Regions from separate parts of the Homo sapiens genome. Here region 2 is linked to region 1. A link is an interaction called in ENCODE POLR2A ChIA-PET data of the cell type or tissue named here. Cell type or tissue: A673. All regions are shown on one strand. Each heading gives the region's core, and the rest is flanking DNA. Links, peaks and the distances in the headings are about the cores only.

Region 1 (11,718 bases), core at 2,185-10,184:
ACACCTAAATCAACTCTCAAGTTCCATTTTAAACACATTAATGCTTAAAATAGAGTAAACTGTGTGTGGTATGTTTTTCTGTATATGCTGTAGCCTCCTTATTTTTCAAAACATAAAACATGGAAAACTTGGTTAAATATTAAGAAAACAAATATTTCCTCACATTATTGTCTTAAATAAGTGCTGGCATTTTCTTGAATGTTCCTATATTGGCAGGGCTAGAGAAATTAATGAAAAACTACTAGCCATTGTAGCCAGTTTGATTCATCAGCTACATCCCTTGTTCGGCTATTTTATTCCCTACCTTGTATTGTTTTATTCTACTCCCCTTTTAAGAAATGGTTAAGCTGGGTCAAATGGTATTTCCAGTTCTAGATCCCTGAGGAATCGCCACACTGACTTCCACAATGGTTGAACTAGTTTACAGTCCCACCAACAGTGTAAAAGTGTTCCTATTTCTCCACATCCTCTCCAGCACCTGTTGTTTCCTGACTTTTTAATGATTGCCATTCTAACTGGTGTGAGATGGTATCTCATTGTGGTTTTGGTTTGCATTTCTCTGATGGCCAGTGATGAGCATTTTTTCATGTGTTTTTTGGCTGCATAAATGTCTTCTTTTGAGAAGTGTCTGTTCATGTCCTTCGCCCACTTTTTGATGGGGTTGTTTGTTTTTTTCTTGTAAATTTGTTTGAGTTCATTGTAGATTCTGGATATTAGCCCTTTGTCAGATGAGTAGGTTGCGAAAATTTTCTCCCATTTTGTAGGTTGCCTGTTCACTCTGATGGTAGTCTCTTTTGCTGTGCAGAAGCTCTTTAGTTTAATTAGATCCCATTTGTCAATTTTGTCTTTTGTTGCCATTGCTTTTGGTGTTTTAGACATGAAGTCCTTGCCCATGCCTATGTCCTGAATGGTAATGCCTAGGTTTTCTTCTAGGGTTTTTATGGTTTTAGGTCTAATGTTTAAGTCTTTAATCCATCTTGAATTGATTTTTGTATAAGGTGTAAGGAAGGGATCCAGTTTCAGCTTCCTACATATGGCTAGCCAGTTTTCCCAGCACCATTTATTAAATAGGGAATCCTTTCCCCATTGCTTGTTTTTCTCAGGTTTGTCAAAGATCAGATAGTTGTAGATATGCGGCGTTATTTCTGAGGGCTCTGTTCTGTTCCATTGATCTATATCTCTGTTTTGGTACCAGTACCATGCTGTTTTGGTTACTGTAGCCTTGTAGTATAGTTTGAAGTCAGGTAGTGTGATGCCTCCAGCTTTCAGCCGTCCCATTACTGGGTATATACCCAAAGGACTATAAATCATGCTGCTGTAAAGACACATGCACACGTATGTTTATTGCGGCATTATTCACAATAGCAAAGACTTGGAACCAACCCAGATGTCCAACAATGATAGACTGGATTAAGAAAATGTGGCACATATACACCATGGAATACTATGCAGCCATAAAAATGATGAGTTCATGTCCTTTGTAGGGACATGGATGAAATTGGAAAACATCATTCTCAGTAAACTCTATCGCAAGAACAAAAAACCAAACACCGCATATTCTCACTCATAGGTGGGAATTGAACAATGAGTTCACATGGACACAGGAAGGGGAATATCACACTCTGGGGACTGTTGTGGGATGGGGGGAGCGGGGAGGGATAGCATTGGGAGATATACCTAATGCTAGATGACGAGTTAGTGGGTGCAGTGCACCAGCATGGCACATGTATACATATGTAACTAACCTGCACAATGTGCACATGTACCCTAAAACTTAAAGTATAATTTAAAAAAAAAAAAAGATACAAGTAAGTAGTCTAAAATACAGGTAACTTTTTAACATTAAAAAAAAATGGTTAAGCAACCTCGTCATTCAGAGTTATTTTTTTTTCTTGTCCTTTTCAGTTCTATGTTTAGTATTTTTATCTTGCATTGTTTTTATTTTCTTTCCAATCCCTGAATGGAGTGGATTTGCCATTTTTTGTTCTTTCACAATCCAGCTTCCATATTTTAACATGTTCTTCGTTCCATTTTCTCTTGCCTTCTCTGCCATTTTCCTTAGGTCCTTATTTAGCTGAGGTTTTCTAGTCTGTTGAGGATCAACAGCACTGCCAGGCTCTTGTCCTTCACACAACAGGATGTGTATGTGCTCTACATTTTCTAGAAAGCAACTGATAAGTCTTTGGTAACTAAGCCCCGAAGTAAAATGGCTTCTAGGTGTTCTTCAATAGTGATCTAAGACAGATGAAACACTAATAAGCCAGTTATAAAACCCTGATTATTGCTTTGAATTAATAAATTAAGTGTGCATATAAAGACCCAAGTTGTGTAGCAATAAAGTAGTGGTGGAAATATAAACAATTTATTTGTATTTGTGTGGGGAGATACATATGTTCACAGTTGAACATTATATGTTTGTTAATTCTTTAAAATTCTGTTTTAATGCTCTATATTCTTTGGATTATAAGAGTGTATTAATAATACATGGCCATTTTATATAATTTAGAACATACAGAAAAGTGTCAACGGACAAACCAGCGATAATACTACCCTACCACCCACAGGCAACCACTATTAATGTTTTGACACATTTTCTTCAGTCATTTCTATGCATTTTTATTTTTAAATAGTTATGCTTCGTATACAGCTTTATATTCTTCTTTTTAAAGTTAACATTAAATACTTTTTATGTTATTATGAATACTTCATGAATATAACTTCTATGTTTTCTTAACTTTTTTAAATGAATTTGTGATACTTTCATGACCATTTTCGTATTATTGGGCATTTAAGTTGCTTTCAATATTGGGATATTATAAACAATATTTTTGAACAAAATTGGGCAGAAATCTTCATTGACATATGAATATTCTTAGATTTTCAAAAGGGAGCCACTGGGTCAAAGACTATGAAATGAAAAGTTGTGGATCCTTATCAAATTGCTTTGCAAAAATCTATCAGTTAACACTTTGCCCAGTAGATCCGAGTGCCCAACCTACATTTTTGTCATCCTCGAGGGTTATAGACTGAAAGTTTGTGTCCCCTGCATTGTTCCTGTGTTTAAGCCTAACCCCTAAGATGATGGTCTTTGGAGGTGGACCTTTGAGAGGTGATTAGGTCATGAGGGTGAAGCCTTCATGATTAATGGGATTAATGCCTTCATAAGAGACAGGAGAGAGATGATGTCTGTCTCTGTCATGTGACCGTCTGCAAACTGGGAAGATGGGCCTGGCCAGGAATAGAATCTGCCAGAACTTCTATTTCTCAGCCTCCAGAACTGTGGGAAATAAATGTTTGCTATTTAAGCCATCCAGACTAACACATTAAATTTTATTTTTATAATTTGATAAGGTAATTTTTTTTTTTATTGCTAGTGCACCCAAACCTTTATTTGTAAACTAATCACTCTTTTTGGTGTGTTGATAAGTACTGTTTATACAGTAATGACCTTAACTCTTTGCCATTTTTGTTGCTGACTTTTTCCTGTTTATTTTTTGTGTATGATATATTTTTAATTTTTATGAAGTTTAGCTTCTATCACTTTAATCTATTGATCTTTCATTGTAATTTCTGTTACTTTAAAAATATTTTTTCATCCAGAAATTAGAAATATTTACCATGACTTTTTCTAGGCTTTTTTGTTTTAATGCTTCTAAATTTTCAATCCATATGGGACTTATTTTGGTAAATGTATGCCATGAGGTGAGGATCACAAAGATTTTTTTCTAAGCAGCTAGCCAGTAGCTTCAGTACCATTTGTTAAATAAATGATCTCCTCCACCCTTCCTCCACCCTGGTTTGTGATGCCTGCTTTATTACATACTCTTGTTTCTAGACTATCTGTTTGATTTCATTGATCTGTCTGTTCTTATGCCCGCACCACACTGACTTAATTAATGCCATTTTACTTATTAATTCTAATTTATTGCCCAAACCACATTAACAGAAATCAAAATTCGCTTATGATCCTACCACCACTACAGAAATCTAACTCTTGTCCTTTGGCTGTGTTATTCTTAGTCCTATTTCATGTCTGTTTAATTTTTTAGTTATAGCAGTTGCATGGAAAAAATTTTATAGTTTTTTTTAAAGTTCCACAGGTTATTCTGTAGTCTTCTAACTTACTAAGTTCTACTGATAAAGTACAAGTCACATTAAAGAATTAATATTATAAAAGGGTCTTGATATGTAGATAGCCTTATACACTACATTAGTAATTGTATGCAGTCTACTGCTGACCAGATGGTTTAGACAATTCTCTATCACATGTGTGTTACACAAATAAAATGCTTACCATTTCCACTGTACTCAGGATGCATTTGTACGTACAATGGTGAGTTTATGATGGCATAGCATTTTATAACTTATGAATAGCATTCTTGAATTTTTGTAGTTTGGCTTGTCATGAATTCAGTTCCCTGTAAAACTTCTGCATTGAGAAAATTCAGCTTCATTTGTAAACCACTGCAGATGATCTTCAAAAAACCGTCTTTTTAGTTAAGTCCAATGTTAGAACGTTGTTCTGAGATGTCAGCCATGTGAGTGGAGATGATAATATAATCTTTGTGCCTGGGATGCAACAGGGAGGAGTGAATCCAGAGTTTGGGGAGAGGGTGGGACAGTCGTCTGAATGCTCTTTCCACTTTCCTGTGTGTTGGCTTTCTGCTTCTGATCCTATAGAAGCCAGTGAAAAGCCATCACAGTTACTTAAAATGAACACCGTACAATACCTGGGCAACAGTTTCTTTAAAAGTGGAAAAATTGCTGTACTCAATATTCTCTCTGGCCTTGACACAAAAATCATAGTTCAAAAGTTCATGATGGTGGTCCTTGGTATAATTCTCAGATGTGAGAAAGGTCCCTACACACTTTCGTAGTCTTTTCCCATAAGGGACCAATATGTGTTAGTACTTAAAAGTGAAAGTAGAGCCACTGAAGGGTCTGGTCAGCTAAGCCTGAGGACTCGAAAGTTCTAGGACAGTGTATTCCAGGGAAAGTTACAACTGGGAAGTGATTCTATTAGATTGTCCGGTGAAGAGAGAAAAAAGTACATTTACTTCTTGAACTTTTGTAGGTCGAGAAATGTGCCTCCAAGGTTCTTAGGAAGACCTTTGACGTGGATATTTTAGTTCTTCCCTACTCCTTCCCCTGCCCCAACACAAACAGCCTCACGTCTTCATTTACTTCGTTAACTATTATGGAACATTTTGGTGCAAACATGTGAATCAGTTTAACTGGAGAAGTAATAACGTACATCCCAGTCTGCTTGACATTGTAATTGCAGAAGTATATGATCTAATCCCTGTGTACCTCCCCACCCCAAGTTTCTAGTCCAGAAACCCTTGACAGATAATTAAACAGTTATGGCAAAGTATTAGATTGATGCAAAAGTAATTGTAGTTTTTGCCATTTTTTAAATATTGTGCCTTAGCATTCATAATTTTAAGTAGGGTCATTTAGACATTTCTTAAGATATGCACACAGTTGCAATGGGTTTTTTTTTCCTTTTTTTAAGTTTCTAACTAGACTTTCAAAAGAGAAGCCGTCTGTATTCCAGGTGCTACAGTCCCAAAATAAGTCTCTGATATGTCATGCAAAGTGTTCAGAAAGCAAAGGTGGTTGAAATTACATCAAAATGGTTTCCAAGGCCCTGTCTGTTCTTGTAGAGGTCAGAGAAACCACAGCCTGCAAAAACACAATTGAGGCCAAAAATCTGAAACACCTGCTGTTCCCAATGAACTGTGTGATGCACATAGAAAGTGTTTGGAAGGGAGGGTCAAGCTAAGTGAACAGTCATGATAATACCTGGTTGGTCTTGTAGCAGCAAAATTGAGGGGAAATATGAAAGTTTTTAAAATGGATTTTTTTTAATGTTATTGTTGATACCCCTATTTGAATGTAAAGTCCCTAACACAAAGAAGCAAGCTTCCTTTAGACTGCATTTACTGCTCTTGATGACTCCAGTTGTGTGTAAATATTAGAAAACAGCAGGGTCCTGCATTCCAAGAATCACTTGAGCAGTGCCACGAAGACAAGTGTCCTTACTGGTATTGTAGTCATACTCCCAAGCTCTCCTGCTGTTTCTAATCTGTGCGCACAGCCGTGAAAAAACTGGACTGACATTTACAGGCACAGCAGGGAGACACTTGACTAGGGAATGTTGAAGACTACAGCACCTCCAATTCAAAGTGGCCACCACACATGATAAATCTTCACAGGAGAGCCAGTCTGCACTTCAGCTGATGCCATAATGAGGGTATCTGTAATGAAGCAAAAAGCAGAACATTATTCTCCTCTAAACTCAACTTTTTAGCAGTCAGATGTTTATTGTTGCCTTTTTTAAGACCTAAATATCTAAAGGAAAAATCTAATTCTGCGTGGGTGTCGGATCTATTTCTTTGAAACTTTTTTGGAAGGTCTGTTTCCTTACTGCTCAGTCCTTACTAGGGTTTTACAGGAATGTTCCTTAGTAAAAGAGCATTTACTCATCAACTCTGAATAGAAATAACATTTCCTGGAATCTTTTCTAACTGGCATGTAAACGAGGGTCAGTCGCTTTCTGCCTCGAGTTCGGCAGATTTTATTCCCTGTTTTGTCCCAGGGAGCTGCCAGATTCGTATGCCATAATACCAGTAATGCAATTAGGTTTGCTGCACATTGTCTGGTTGACTTCTCAGTTAAGAGTTTCTTTCCCTGTGGGAATAAGACTAGACAGACTGCCATTTGCTATTACTAATTCTGCTTAGCATTATCACTGGAGCTTTTTTTGTAATTAGCTATCTTAGTTGGCTCTTAAATTTTAATAGCCAATTGAAGCTACGTTTTCGCCAAGTTCCATATCTAAATTGCATTCAGTCCATTAACAAAGTTGGTTAAAAGGCTATTAAAAGCCAATATATGGTGGTTCGCACTTTCATCTTTGCGGCAGTAGCAATGCTGGCTTCCTCCGAGTTCTCTAAAGGAACTTACTCTCCTCAAAGTTACACATAAACTGGACACAACTTCTGAGCGGCAAGAAATTAATGACAAGATTTTTAGCATGCTAACATATTTCAAAAATGTCACTGCCTACCCCCTTTGCCTTTTGGTGAGGGTTCTTCCAGGGTTTGGTTTCATTTGGTTGATGGCGATGAAGGAAGGAAGAAAGACATTTAATATTGTAACTTAAAATTGATGGTTTTTGAAAAGTGAATAATTGAAATGATGTTTTTCTCCATTTTAGCTTATCAAAATTATTAGCAAAACCATCTGAGGCACCTTCTGGTAGAATTATAGTCTCGCTGGGTTTAGTTTGTAAAACATTCTGCCAGACATTTAAAAAAAAAAAAATTGTAGTGGAGCCAACACATAGGCTCAGAGCACTCTTTGCCTAATTGATAGTCCTCGTTATTATTATGGTTAAAGTCAGAAGACCATTTCTAACACTCCCCCACCCTTGGCAAATTAGTTTACCATGATTTTAATTTCTACATTGAGTCCCCCTTCCTCCAAATTGGAACGTTAGTTCAGTTTTCCATTTTCAAAGGTACTTAATTTCAAAAATTTTTACAATTTGTAATGCAGGCTGTCAAAAGAAATTAGACTGGTACAGGGTGCATTCAGTGTACATTTATCTCTGAATCGTTAGTATCCTGGGAATGAAGACGTGGAGAGAAACTAGTGGGCAAATACATCCTGTCACCTTGACTCAGTCCAGTGCAACTGAAACAGCCCTCCACCCCCACCCTGCCCCATTTTGCCAGTGTCCTATTTTGAAAAGAATAGTTTTTCTGTTTCAAAAATCTACAGATTTTTTAAGACTCCAAATGATGGCTTTTTCTATTGCCCCATTCAGAAGCTATTAGAAATTGTATTTAATCTTAAATTTTTCAAAGTCACAAGAGGTTCAAATACTTTCCATCTCCCTCTATTTGACCATTCTTCCATAGCTAGCTTTCTCTATCACCCCCAGAACTGTGATCAGGCTTTGTCTTTGATGATGTTATCTTCCCTACTGAAAGCCACCTGGCAGACAAAATCTGGGTGGAGGTAATTCTGCTAAAATTACGTTTCCATTTTAGGAGTCCATATTCACATGGGATTTTTCATACAAGTTTACTTTTTCAGTCTTTGGCTAGATGGCTGAGGCAACATCAATGAAAGTATAAGAGCTTCACATGTCTTAGCAAAGCAACAGCTGGATGGTCTCTGATGATTTTTGTTCTATACCAGAAGCTGATAGAAAAGGACAAGAGAGGTCATTTTATCCATGTTAAGATTATAATGCAGTAAAATTAATATGTTATTGTATATGTAACTAATTGAGCTTTAATAAAAATAAAACTGGCTTTAAAAATCATGTCACAAAACTCTCTAAGAGATGAGTTTGATGGCTTCTCCTATGGAAGACAAAGCAAGAACAGCCCTGCTGTGTGTTTTTTGTTTTGTTTTGTTTTGTTTTTTGAGATGGAGTCTCTGTCGCCCAGGCTGGAGTGCAGTGGTGTGATCTTTTGGGTGCTAACTTTCCCATGCTCCTGAATTGCACATGTGGAATGCAATGTTCCTGGTAGGCATCTCATACAACCCCTAGAGAAGGAAAGGAGAGGGGCCTTCAGGAACCTGGTAGAAGCCTGGGCAGAGTTGGCTGACGTCACTTGGTCTGGAATGAGAGAGGATTTGACATTGCACACAGTACAGGAGGCACCTCACGTGTTACCATGTGATTCACTTAAGGTCTTTTCTCTTGGACTGGTCTATTTCCTTAGAGAAGGTTCTATCTGTTGCCCAGAGGGCTGAATTTTGAAGACCATAGTTAAGAGAGCACCATCCAATTCATCAGCTTTGCCTTTTAGGGATTATGCTTTTGGTGTCTGGTCTAAGAATTTGGCCTAGCCCTAGATTCTGAAGATTTTTCAATTTTCCCTGAAAGTTCTAGAGTTTTATGTTCTACATCTAAGGCTTTGATCTATTTTGAGGGTTTTTTTATATCTATATAAGCTGTGAGTTTCGAGTCAAGATTCTGCTTTTTGCCTATGGATGTCCAATTGTTTCAGAACAATTTTATTATTACTATTATTTTATTTTTTCCAAGACTGAGTCTCGCTCTGTTGCCCAGGCTGGAGTGCAATGGCGCAATCTCAGCCCACTGCAACCTCCGCCTCCCGGGTTCAAGCAATTCTCCTGCCTCAGCCTCCCAAGTAGCTGGGATTACAGGCATGCGCCACTAGGCCCGGCTAATTTTTGTATTTTTAGTAGAGACAGGGTTTCACCATGTTGGCCAGGCTGGTCTCAAACTCCTGACCTCGTGATCCATCCACTTTGACCTCCCAAAGTTCTGGGATTACAGGCGTGAGCCACCGCGCCTGGCCTCAGAACAATTTTTTGAAGAGACTTTTCTTCCTCTTCTGAATTGATTTTGCACCATCAGAAAAAATTAGACATATTTGTAGATGAGTCTATTTGTGGATTTTCTATTCAGCTAGCTCTATGTCCACTGATCTGCCAGTATCACACTGTTTTGATTACTGTAGCTATATAGTGAGCTTTGGTATTAGATTCCTCCCGCTTGGTCATTTTTAAAGATTGGTTTAGCTATTCGAGAACTTTTGCCTTTCTATACAAATTTTAGAATGAAATTGAGGTCTACAAAAAATGGTATTGAAACTACAGACAATTTTGGGAGAACTGACATCTTTATTGTGTTAAATCTTTCGATCTATGAACACAATACTTTGTTGTTGTTGTTGTTGTTGTTTAGGTCTTTGAGTTTCAATATACAATCCTGTACTTAGTTTGTTAAGTGTATACCTAAGAATTTAACTTTTTTCTGAAGCAGTTGTAAATGGTTTTGTGTTTTTTTTTTGGTGGGGGGGGAGGGGTTGAAGTCTTGCTCTGTTGTCCAGGCTGGAGTGCAGTGGTGTGATCTCAGCTCACTGCCACCTCCACCTCCCAGGTTCAAGCAATTGTCCTGCCTCAGCCTCCAGAGTTGCTGGGATTACAGGCACCCGCCACCACGCCCGACTAATTTTTGTATTTTTGGTAGAGATGGGGTTTCACCACGTTGGCCAGGCTGGTCTCCAACTCCTGACCTCAGGTGATCCGCCCACCTCGGCCTCCTCAAGTGCCGGGATTACATGTGTGAGCCACCGTGCCTGGCAGGTATTGTTTTTAATTTCAGTTTCCACAGATTCATTGTTAGTGTAAAGAAATACAATTTTTGAGTTTTGTGTTTTGCTGTCACATTGACGAATTTACTATTTATCAATTTTAAAACTTAAGTATTGAGTTCTTATTATGATAGATGAGATTTTAGCTCTCTTGTACTCTTCCCCTTCCCCTATCCTTTCGTACAATTAGGTATTTTTAGATAAATTGGTAGTCAGGGTTTACATTGTTTCAACTAGGTAGATATTACTTATTTCAGTGTATTGTGATGTCGTTTCCTTTTTTGGTAAAACTTTTTGCTTCTGTTGGAATTAAAAATTGCCTCATTAATCTTTTTCTAAGTTTTTTACATATTTTTGACTATTTACAGTTATTCCATCAGATCTATTATAACACCCACCAGTAGTTTTTTATTTCACATGTTCAATCATATCAGAAAATTCATCAATTTGTTTTTAAATTGGATGCCTCCCTTCTGGAGTGTTTCTTTTTGTTCCACCTGATATCAAGTTGTCTTTGGGATCCTGTGCAGAGCTTCACCTAAAGCTTCTCCTCACCATAATTTTGGACTTCTCTTTACCACTTTGCTGTATTGTATCTCCCGTTCCTGATTTCTGTAGCTTCTTTCCTGATTTTGTCTCTTGCTTTGCACTAGTACATCCTGCAGAAGCTTCTTTAAAAAGATGTATGGGAAGCTATTATTTTTAATCCTTGCATGTCGGAAAATATCTGAGTTACCTTCACATCTGTTAGATAGTTTGGCTAGGTGTAGCAGCCTGGTTTGAAAATTATTTTCCTTCAGATTTTAAAAAGATGTTGCACCGCTCATTGTGTTTTAGCATTTAATGTTGCCTAGGGGGAAGCTTAGTGCATTCTGATGCCCTTTCCACTTTGAAACTCTTGGGATCTTCTCTTTGTCCTTCTGTTGTAACATTTCATGGCCATGCACCTTCATGAGGCTTCCTGTCATTTATTGTGTCGGTAACTCAATTATTTGTCAAATATTGAATGCTTACTTTGGCACTATTCTGCACTCCAGAGATACTGCAGTGAATAAGACAAGGTTTTCACCTTATGGAGCTTATAACCTGGTAGGGGAAAAAAGATAAGAAATATATAAATACAATAATTTCAGTCAGTGACAAATACGATGAATATAAAACAGAAAAGGGAAATTGAGGAATGTTTTTTGGACTGTAGGTGCTATGTTAGAGTGACCAGGGAAGATCTCTCTGAGGAGGCGATGTGAGTGCTGAGGCCTAGAGGTGAGAAAGAAGAAGCTCCTGGGGAAGACAGAGGATGGAGGCAGAAGCGGGTGGAAAGGACCTGTGGTTGGCGTGTGGGAGGAACAGAGAGCACCGTGTGCCTGGAGTGGGTGAGGAAGGAGTGCCAGGCAGGAAGTCTGAGAGTCCAGCAGAAGCCATATCACGCGGGGCTACCGAAAGGAGTTTGGATTTTATCCTATTTGAAATGAAAAGCCCTTGGAAAGTGACACGCGCAGGGGTGAGAGGCTCTGCTTGACACGGCTCCGGGAGGACAGACTGGAGAGGAATACAAGTTGTAGCAGGGTGACCA
Region 2 (11,718 bases), core at 1,952-9,951, 74 kb before region 1:
AAATAACAACCATTTTATTATGCTCATGGATTCTGTGGATTGGGAATTTGGTGGTTATGGCTTATCACTGCCCTACAATGCTTGGGGTCTAGAATCATTTAGAGGCTTCTCCACTTTCCTGTATGGTACCTTGACTAGAACGTCTAGAAGACTGGGATCATCTGATACTGTTGACCAAACCTACATGTGGGGTCAGGAGGTTTTGGCTTTTCACAGCATGTTGGCTGAGTACCTTGACTAGAACGTCTAGAAGACTGGGATCATCTGATACTATTGACCAAACCTACATGTGGGGTCAGGAGGTTTTGGCTTTTCACAGCATGTTGGCTGAGTGTCCAGAGGAAGCTTCCTGAGAGTGGCTTATCTTCAGAAGTCATATAATCTCACCTCCACCATACTCTATTGGTTGACAAAGACACAGCCTGCCTGGATTGAAGGGGAGGGGACATAGACCTCATGTCTTTATGAGAGGTGTGTCAAAGAATTTGTGGTCATTTTTAAAAACTACCACAAATTACATAGCAAAATTCATTTATTCATTCCATTTTAGGTATTTGAATAGTTTCTATTTTGAGGCAATTATGAACAATGTTGCTATAATCATATACTTATGTATATGTATGTATCTTTTGGCATACTTTTATATTCATTTTGGTTGGGTATATATGTAGGAGTAGAATTCCTGGTCAAAATGTATATGCATCTAGCTTGCTTGCTTGCTTGCTTTCTTTTTTTTTTTTTTTTTTCTGAAACGAAGTCTCCCTTTGTCACCCAGGCTGGAGTGCAGTGGTATGATCTTGGCTTACTGCAACCTCTGCCTCCCAGGTTCAAGTGATTCTCCTGCCTCAGTCTCACAAATAGCTGGGATTATAGGCGCCTGCCACCACGCCTGGCTCATTTTTGTATTTTTAGTAGAGACAGGGTTTCTCCATGTTGGCCAGACTGGACTCCAACTCCTGACCTCAAGTGATCTGCCTGCTTCGGCCTCCCTAAGCGCTGGGGTTACAGGTGTAAGCCACTGTACCTGGCCATGTGTCTAGTTTTAATAGACACTGCCAAATTGTTTTTCATCCTTGTTGTACCTATTTATACTTTTACCAACATATGAAAGTTCCGGTTACTCTGCAGCTTTGCTTCCCTTGATATTGTCAGTTAAATATTACAAAAAATTAATCACTAGTGGCTGTATAGAAGATCTTAGTGTGGTTTTCGTGGGCATTTCTCTAATCACTGATAATTTGAGCACTTCTTCATATGCTTGTTGGCCATTTGGATACCCTCTGTTATAAAGTTCCTGTTCAAGTCTTTTGTCCATTTTCAACAGATTGGATTGTCTTTTTTCTTATTGAAATGTGGAGTTTATAAGGTATCTGGATATGAATCCTTTGTCGAATATGTGAATTATAAAAATCTTCCTGTCTTACAGCTTGTCATTTCACTCTCATAAAGTTTTTGATGAACTGAAATTCTGAATTTTAATCAATTCCAATGTATCCATCTTTTCCTTTACGGGTAGTGTTTTTTTGTGTTTAAGAAGTTTTTGCTACTCTAGGGCGATGAAGCTATTTTCTTATGTTATCTTCTAGAAGCTTTAGTATTTTGCCTTTCAGATTTAGGTCAAAGTCCCCAGGAATTTGTTTGTGTGTTATGAGGTAGGGATCAAGCCTTCTTTTACTTTTTTCATATGGTTATCTATACAAGTAGTAACAGGTGGCATTGGGTCTGTTGGACACAAGCCTGGGAGTTAGGATTCCAGTATTCTCCACCTTAGATTACCTTTAATGAGCCTTCTGCACTTGGGCATATTCTTAAATCCGTCTTGACTCAGCTTCATTTGTGAAATGAAGGATTTGAATGGAATGTTTTCTGATTTTCATTCTGACTGTGGTTTGTTAGATCTCTACCTACTTTTGTAGTTGTATTGAGGCTTGTTAGAATCTTCTTATATCTGGATTGTGTTATCTAAAATATTCATAACATCTCCCAGCTTTATGTTGTTCCCAGTTCGAATGTGCTATCTAGAACTTAGCTGCTGATGAAAGATAGTTTTATTGATCACGTTGGCAAGTCCAAGATCACCTGTTCTTCTGATTTTTTTTTTTAATTTTTTTTTGAGATGGAGTGTCACTCTGTTGATAGTGCAGTGGCGCTATCTCGGCTCACTGCAACCTCCGCCTCCTGGGTTCAAGCGGTTCTCCCACCTCAGCCTCCCAAGTAGCTGGGATTACAGGTGCACGCCACCACGCCCAGCTAATTTTTTGAATTTTTAGTGGAGATGGGATCTCACCATGTTGGCCAGGCTGGTCTTGAACTCCTGACCTCAAGTGATCCACCCACCTTGGCCTCCCAAAGTGCAGGGATTACAGGTGTGAGCCACCGCGCCCAGCCTCTGATCTTACTAATATACTGTGTCCCTTGCCAGGAGCTCATCATGCTTTGTTTAGTAAGTCATGGTAGAAGACACCAATTCCATTAACAAAAAAATTAGCTATCTCCTGCAGAAGGGAGCAAATTCCATTTTTGAAAGTCATCTGCACATACTATTCATCTTACTTGTCCCTACCTTCAGTTTCGTACTTGAACTTTTAAGAATCACATACACAGCATAGAGTTTCATGAATCAGCAGAAGTCATTCAAGATCAGTGAGTTGTAGTCTTGGCAAATTCTCTCTTCCATCTTGGAAAGTGGCATACGTTCCAAATTACTGTATAATATGTTTGTGTCTCTAAGAAGAGTGAGTCAGGAACTACCCTGGATGACAGAACAGAAAATCTACCATTTGCTGGTTTCTTTGTGTTCTTAGTGGCCTGCTTTGAGGTGCTTTTAACCCTTCTTTGAAAATATTTAGTTTAGTTTCCACAGAACGCTATAATCCAGTGTAGCTATTTTTCTTTGTTATCCTTGCTATCACATTTTCCCTCTCATTAACCTTTTTTTTTTTAAAGCAAACAGCTTTAGTGAGATATAACTTACATACCATACAATTCATTCATTAAAAGGTATAATTCAGTAGCTTTTAGTGTATGCACAGGACTGTAACCATCACCATAATCTAATTTTAGAATGCTTTCATCAGTACTAAAACCCCCTACTCATTAACAGTCATTCTCCATTCCCTACTTGATCCCTAAGAAACCACGAATAGTTTTGTCTATAAATTTATCAATTCTGGAAATTTTACGTAATTGGAATCATATAATATGTAGTGTTTTGTGACCAGTTTCTTAACGTGTGTTCAGGGTTCATCCCTGTTGTACATGTGTTAATACTTTATTTCTTTTTATTGCTGAATAATATTCCATTGTATAGGTGTACCAAATTTGATTTATCCATTCATCAGTTGAAGGACTTTGGGGTTGCTTTTGCTTTTTGACTATTATGATTAGTGCTGCTATGGACATTTATGTACAAGTTGTTGTGTGGGTATGTGTTTTCATTTCTCTTGAGTATACCTAGGTAATTCTTTAAGTTCTTTAGGGACTACCAAACTTTCCCAAAGTGGCTGTATTGTTTTATATTCTTACTAACAATCTGTAAGGATTCAGATCTCTCTAGATCCTACCAAAACTTGTTACTGTCTTTTTGTTTATATATGTCCTAGTGGGTAGGAAGTGGCATCTCGTTGTGGTCTTGACTTTCATTTCCCTAACAACTAATGATACTGAGCATCTTTTTGTTTGCTTGTTGGCCATTTGTTTATCTGTTTTGGAGAAATGTCTGTCCAAATCCTTTACCCATTTTTAAACTGGCTTAGTTGTCTTTTTGAGTTCATTAACCTTTTAATGTTCACTCTGATTTACTTTTAACTCAAAATGTTTTTTCTTTTTCTTCCATTTTGTTCAGAGACTGTTCGTTCTGTATTAAGCAGGATGGTTAAGAGGGTTTTCAAGCCCTTTTATGTTTTCTTGGCAACAGGTTCCATTAGCAACATACATACATGTGGATTACTTTAGATTGGAAAATGTACATCTACTGGTTATTGGAATAGATCATTTGTGGTTCATACTGGTTATATTAATAAAATGAACTCTGCTCCTTTTCCTACAAACCAGTAGGTAAAATGCTTGGCTTTGACTTTAATCCTAGCCTTTCATTTTACAGGTAAGGAAAAAAGACCTGGAGAAGTTGGGTCTTGTCTTAAGTTCACAACAGGTAGACCTGGACCATGACTTTAATTCAGCCCATTCTTAAGAACTATCAGTTGGTTTCACATCATGTGGCAGATATGTTAGATTGAAGGGATACCAAGGTAAGACAGGGTCCCTGATTTGGCGATCCTCACAAACTGTGTCACAAGAGATTGACATATACATAACTAATGGTAATACAGTATCACAATTGCTGTGAATTGTGAACAAGGGTGTGTAGTCAGTCCAGTGCTCTTAACACTGCTCGGTGCTGACTGGGATTTTCACCTTACTTTCTTTTGCATATAGGCAGAATTAGATTCTTGAGTAGTTGATTTTGTTTGGGTCATTTAGTAAGAAATGATAACACAAATGCCATCATTCAAACCCTGAGATTACAGAAGAAACAGACTTTAGAATCTTCAGGGTTTTGGACTAGAATCTAGAAGATAGTCTCATTAAGTGCATATTTTATATGTATTATTTTCTTAGCTTTTTTCATATATTCTTCAGTGGCGTATACATCAAGTTTTTTTCAGCTGAATTTGTGTTAGTATATTAAAAAAACAAAACTTTTCGGAAGACGTTTTATTTACATCAGTGATTTATTTCATTACTACGTTTGTCCTTTGGATTTTTGGAAGTCATATTTCTTTTCACTTGACAGAGTTAGGCCATGGGATATGTATTTATAGTAATGTGTGAGTATGTTTAGGTTTGATCTTTTATACTATTTTTATGGCATTTATATTTATGGCTGTGTTATTAGTCATTAAAGCAAATATTTTTCCACCTTAAGACTTCTTGTTTTGCACATGATTTATTCTGCAGTATGTGCTCTCTTTTAATTAGCAAAAAGGCATTTTTACAAAAATTACACTTTCCTTGCAACTTACTGGTTGTAAGGCCGTGGACAAATTATTTAATTTCACTTATCCTTGGTTTCCTTATATAATGATACAGTCAGTATCATTATACCTTTGTTTTATGGTTATCCTAAGAATTAGAGATAATGTGTTTAAGTTACCCAGCATATAGCTTGCCATATAGATGCTTGAATATTGATGGTATTAATTGTAATATATTAGTTCATTTATACATAAGAGCTATAAATTCTAGTTAATGGTTAATCGATTCTTTGTGATATAGATTACTCATTTAGGATTAATTGAGCAAAAATAAGTGATCATATTAATGTAAGAACTTGATATCAGTATTCATTTTCAGTTACTTGTCTTTTAGAGACTGTAGTACTTTAAAGACTAGAGACTATTGCTCTTTAAAGACTGACCTCATCTTTATCTTCAAAACATGAAGGTATGATCCTGTCTGCAGATTAAGGTATTGAGAGTTATTTTTCTATGTTGTCAATTGCAGTGTTTTAACTTGTGGCAGTTGACAGGGCTGACTGTGTTGATCCTGATGCTTTAGAAGCACTGGTAAATTCTAGACTAATATTGGAAAGAATTACTTGACATTTTATTTACTAAAGTTCTTTTTGTTATTCATGAAGAATTCTTAAAAAATACCTCAATTGAAAAATTAATACATGCACACAATAATAAATTTAGACAATATAAAAGAGCAAAGAATGAAAATTAAGCTTCCCACCCTTAAGGCATTCTCTGCTACTAATTGATTATATAGCCTCCTAGTAATGTGCTATATGTACACGCGTGGGGATACATTGTTGCACAGCTCCCAGGGGTGCAGTCATACATATTCAAGCATATGCAGCATATGTATAATGGTCCTTTTATATGAATAGGAATGTTCTCATACAAGGTTCTTTCCTTGTATTTTTCACTTAATGATATATCTTGGCGAATATTCCATGCCAATGTATGTAGAGCTACCTTATTTTTAAAACTGCCTAATATTCCATTCTGTGGATATGCCATGCTTCATTTAATATTATGTTGGTGCAAAAGTAATTGCGGTCCAACCTAAAAGTCCCCTCTTGATGGTAATTAAGGATCTTTCTAGTCTTTTATTGTATATAATGCTGCAGTAACTATCCATGTATATTTGACAGTACGTGAGTATCCCTGCATGATAAATTACTGGAAGTACACTTTGTGAGCAAAAGGGAGTATGCATTTAAAATTTTGATAATGCCAAATTGTTATGCCTTTTTCCTCATACTCTTACCAACCCAGTGCATTTTCTTATTTTTTGAATATGACTAATGTGATAACTAAAAAATGTCATTTTAATTGTAAATTAAGTCTCATTGTAATTTTAATTTGCATTTTATTAATGAAGCTGAGTCTATTTGTTATTGATTTCCAGGATATATTGTTAGTGAAAGAAATCATGGTGAAGAACAAGGTGTATAATATTCTATCTCTCATCTAGGAAATGAGGGATGCAGATAAATGTATTTTATTTGTTATTTAAAAAGAGAAAACAGGAAGGATAACCCCAAAACTAGTGAAAGCCATTATTTGAGGGGAAAAATAATAAAGACGGAGGGGTAGAATCTAGGATTCTCTGAAGATACCTTATATTGTTTGGGCTTTGGAAATGTAAATGTTTTATACATTTTTAAAACTTAAAGAGGAAAATATATCAGTTAAATATTTAGGTTGACATTGTTAGGAACCAAGGTTTTTAACAAATGAGAAAAAAAGCCGGGTGCGGTGGTTCGTGCCTGTAATCCCAACACTTTGGAAGGCTGAGGTGGGAGGATCACTTGAGCTCAGGAGTTTGAGACCAACCTGGGCAACATAGCCAGACCTCACTCTACTAAAAAAAAAAAGAAACAGAACAAAACAAATTCGTGGGCATGGTGGCACTGGTCTGTAGTCCCAGCTGCTTGGAAGGTTGAGGTGGGAGGATTGCTTAGGGCCGAGGCTGCAGTGAGCCATGATTCTGCTATTGCACTCAGCCTGGGTGACAGGGAGACCCTGTCTGGAAAAAAAAAAAAATCTTCTTGCTCTGTCCACTCAAAAAACCTAGAAATAATATTTTAGTGCCCAGATTTTGGTCTCCGAGTACCACTTTCAACTAAAAGGAAATAGGGCCCCTTGTAGAAGTGGCTGATTGTAGGCTTGAGACAGGAAAATGTACAGAAGGAACCTGGAACATTTTGTACTAGGAAAGCAAGGAAAAGCTCCAAGACTAGTAGGGTTGTATCAGGAAACAGTGGCCACATTGAAGGGGCCCCCGTTGTCCAGTGGGAAAGAAAAAAGAAATGAGCAGCCCCTGATGTTCAGAAGCCTCACCGGTAGGCCATGTTCTCCTACTAAACATAAGCGGTCTCACAGAATACCTTCAACAAAGTTTCTCAGAGATCATAATAAAATGAGGCAAAGCATAGACAAAAACCAAGACCACTGTGCCACCTACAAAATACTTAGCCAAAATGAATGACTACCGCTGCTTTACCCATTACAGTTTTATCTTCATTCTCATCTCCCCTCCCTTAGGTAAGATTTATTGAGATACGTAACCACAGAATTACCCTACTTCCTGACAGCATCCAATGTAGAGAAACTCCTCCTTCTTTAGACCCTCCCCCAAATTACTAAACTGAGGCCCAAATTGTGTAATTGATTTTAACATCCTCTTACTGAGATGCCCCATGGTGCCCTGTGGTGTGTGTTCTCCCTCACTGCAATGAGTAATAAGCCTGTCTCGTTTAATTATTGGTGGTCTTGGCTGAAGGGCATTGATAACAGGTAGAGTAATTTGAGCAACAATATCAGTAACAAAAAATACAAGGAACAGATTAAGTGACAGTATAGGGTCACAATCAGCAAAATTCAAAATGGGAAATTTTACAGGACAAATGACAAGAAGAAGGACAAAAAAGAGAACAGTGGCACTCAAAGAGACTCAAAGACACATCAGCCACGTGCATTGACTAGTATTTGGGTCCTGAGTCAAAGTCAACTGTGAGAAGACATTCTTTGAGAAAACTGGATAAATTTGAACCCTTCTTATTAGATGACATTAAGGAATTACTGTTAATTTTGTTAGGTGTGGCAATAATATATGGTGGATTTATTTTTAAAAAGTACCTGTTAAAAGTATTTACATATGAAATGATGTGTTGTCTGAGGTTTGCTTTAAAATAATCTTGGAAGGGGTTAGTAGAAACAAACAAATTGGCCATGTGTTGTTGATAGTTGTTGAAATTAGCTGATGTTTAGGTGGACACTCATTATATCACTTCTCTACTTCATATGTATTTGAAAATTCTTCTAAGGAGAAGTTTTTTTCTTTAAAGCCATATTTATTTCTTTTTCTGTGAGTGTGCCTCTTCATATTCTTCCATTTTTCTGTTGGGCTTTAGTCTTATAATTTAAAGGGTTCTTTAAATACTAAGAAAATTTGCCTTTAGTCATATGTTTTGCAGGTATTTTTAATTTGTTTTTTGAATTTGTTTATGGCTTTTTTTTAATCTGTGGAGAATTTCTATTTTTATTTTGTTAAATTTATCAGTTTTCTTTATGGCTTGCGTGTTTTGTGTGTTTAGAAAAATCTTCTTGTCTCTGAGATTCTGAAAAGTTCTTTCATGTTTTCATGAATTTTTTTAATGACCACAGTACACTTCTGTTATACTTTATTTAGTCACCTTAATTTCCTCTTAGAGTATTTGGAAATATTCTCCCATAGAGCCCTGCCCCAAGACTATATAGGGAAAAATGTTGTTCAGTAGCTGTTCTATCAGATCTATTGATAGATTATTATATAGTGAACATCCAGAGAATTAATTGTAAAAGTTTGCTCACTAATTTTGCTCCCTAAATAGAATGAATGAGAAATCTATTTACCAGATTTTGAAAATATGCTAAGTGTTATGTAAAAGTATTAGCTATATAGTTCACAGTTTCTAATTTTAGAAAAGTTTCAGTGTTTGCTTTATATAAAGAAGCATTCCTTTGAGCTCTTCTCATGGGCCATAAGGTCAAGGAGCCAGGTGTCACCGCTTTTTGAAGTTGACATCTTTTGGCTTGCTCCTTTCCTAGGTCTGACTCTCTTGGATAGGCACAACAGTGATTCTGTTTTCTGGTCTCTGTAGGAATGGATGTTACTGTAGTGTCTTCATCACTTTCGTTTCTGGGAGACCTGTTGAGACCCAGGAATGGATCCTTCTACCTACTATCTCAAAAGTCAGAAACGGAAATACAGTTAAGGCTTCAGGGAATGCTTCCCTTGTAGGGGAAAGTGATAGCAGTGAGGTGTCTTGGGCTTGTGTTTGCAAATGTACCACACTGTGCATTCTCAGTTGAAAACTAACTCTGCAGTTAGTGTTTCTCTTTTAGAACTTTTAGAAGTTTTTTAAGGAATAAAAGTTGAGAAAGTACATTTGATACTATATTTTAAGCATTTTACTCACTATACCAAAACATTTTATAACCTAACGTTGATCACTTTTCTAATACAAGTAAAAAAATTTCTGACTAGGAAGAAATTTTTTCTTTTCTGAAGATAGCCACTTTCTTTTTCAGAGTTAGAAACGTGAGTCTTCACCTAGTTCTTTCCAGCTTAGGTGTGAAAACATGACTAGTGTGACAATTGCTGCTAAAGATTGTATCACAGTTTGAGTTTAGCTTAATGTTTTTCAGGGATAAATCTATGAATTTATGGGATCATTATCTCTGGAGGTTCACTTCTATATCTCATGGTTTGTTGTGTTATATTTTGATACTTATTTTTTTAATGTTATAAAGGTACCATATAGCCATGAATTTTTTTATACTTTCATTGATATGCATAATTCTCCTCTGAGTGAAACCTGGGGACAGATTGGGTGTTCCTAACAGGAACCTGGGGGCAGTTTCCTTAGGTTTTTTATGTTTAGTGATTTTGGTCATAAGTGAATTTTAATATCTAATGAATATCCTTACAGTTCTGTCTCAATCATAGGATTTTTGGGATCAAAATGAAGAAAATATATGAGGACCCTCTGTGTCACTGGGAAGTGGCTTTATAAACTCAAGATTCTGTATTTTATTTTTCAAATGATTTCTTAGCACTAATCAAATGCATTAATCAACTTCTGATTAGCTGGCACATTTATAAGAGGATTGTCTTTAGATGTATTGCTTTCAAATTGTTCCTGATGTAATTTAGCAAAGGAGGTGATGGAGTTCTTTGTTGACTGACTATCTTTCGTTTGATTTTATTCTGACTTACTGTAGTTTGGCAGGAGGCCAGTTATACCAAAATATGTAATTACTTCTTAATCCCAAATAAGTTTGAAATATAAATGAGTCATTTTGTCTTAGGGATATGATGGGTTGGGAAAAAAGTGGTGTTTTTGGCTCCTCCTAAATCACTCATGAATTTATTTTTTACCCAACTTCTAAAATGAACTGGAAAGGTCTTTTATTAAAATCCTCAGATACGGTAGACTTGTATGTAATAGAGCAATTAAAGTGAAAATGAATGACTTAATGAAGAAAGTAAGATGTACCAGAATATCTAGGTCAGTGGGTCAGTCTGTGCATCACAGTACCCTGTGTAGCATGAAAATATAAAGATGCTGGGGCTGTTGTGGAGTAAGGCCTTTACTGTTCCAAAGTTCCACTGATAATTAGGTTGGTGCACAAATAATTGCGGTTTTGGACTGTGAATTTTAAATCATTATAACTAGGCTCAAACACATCTTTATCAAAATAGGAGCCATTGCAGTCAACACATTTTTGCCAATGAGAAGTAAGTTAGTTTATTCCTGTAGTGTAAAAATCCGTGTTTTGGGATTCGATGAACTCTTGGAAAGCATTTTCTGCATCCTGCTGGTTGTGCAAGCGTTTTCCCTGCAAAAATTTGTTGATATGCTTGAAAAAGTGGTAGTCGGCTGGTGAGAGGTCAGGTGAATATGGCGGATGAGACAAAACTTTGTAGCCCAATTCATTCAACTTTTGGAGTGTTTGTTGTGCGACGTGCAGTCGGGCGTTACCCTGGAGAAGAATTGGGCCCTTTCTGTTGACGAATGCTGGCTCCAGGTGTTGCAGTTTTTGGTGCATCTCATCGATTTGCTGAGTGTACTTCTCAGATGTAATGGTTTCGCCAGGATTCACAAAGCTGTACTAGGTTAGACTGGCAGCAGACCATCAAACAGTGACCATGACCTTTTTTTGGTGCAAGTTTGGCTTTGGAAAGTGCTTTGGAGCTTCTTCTCAGTCCAACCACTAAGCTTGTTGTTGCCGATTGTTGTATAAAATTCACTTTCATCACTATCCGATCGAGAAATGGTTCATTGTTGTAGTGTAGAATAAGACAAGATGACACTTGAAAATGATGATTTTTTTTTTTTAATTTTTGCTCAGCTTATGAGGCATCCACTTATAGAGCTTTTTCACCTTCCCAATTTGCTTCAAATGCTGAATGACTGTAGAATGGTCAACGTTGAGTTCTTCGGCAACTTCTCTGTAGTTGTAAGAGGATCAGCATCGATGATTGCTCTCAATTGATCGTTGTCAACTTCCAATGGCCAGCCTCTACCCTCCTCATCTTCACGCCTCTCATTTCCTTTGAAAAACTTCTTGAACCACACCACACTGTATGTTCGTTAGCAGTTCCTGGGCCAAATGCGTTGTTGATGTTGTGAGTTGTCTCTGCTGCTTTACAACCCAT

Evidence for each region. ChIA-PET counts read pairs that join two places held together with the same protein. Peaks named below come from ENCODE experiments on the same cell type or tissue, not always from the same donor. Only the 100,000 strongest peaks of a DNase experiment are listed, where the experiment ranks them.
Region 2: POLR2A ChIA-PET joins it to region 1 with 5 read pairs; 2 of 35 experiments call an interaction of 5 or more read pairs at or near these places.

Annotation. Positions count from the first base shown.
Region 1 is chr14:96,882,698-96,894,415 of GRCh38, forward strand. No RefSeq gene overlaps it. Among named protein-coding and RNA genes, the nearest start is that of LINC00618, 55 kb to the right of the region's middle. In A673, for the core only: no CTCF peak of the experiment used is centred there; DNase peaks (open chromatin) are centred at 6,094 and 6,444; H3K27ac peaks cover 1,132 bases.
Region 2 is chr14:96,808,843-96,820,560 of GRCh38, forward strand. All of the region lies in intron 1 of VRK1 (VRK serine/threonine kinase 1), which reads left to right. Among named protein-coding and RNA genes, the nearest start is that of VRK1, 17 kb to the left of the region's middle. In A673, for the core only: no CTCF peak of the experiment used is centred there; no DNase peak of the experiment used is centred there.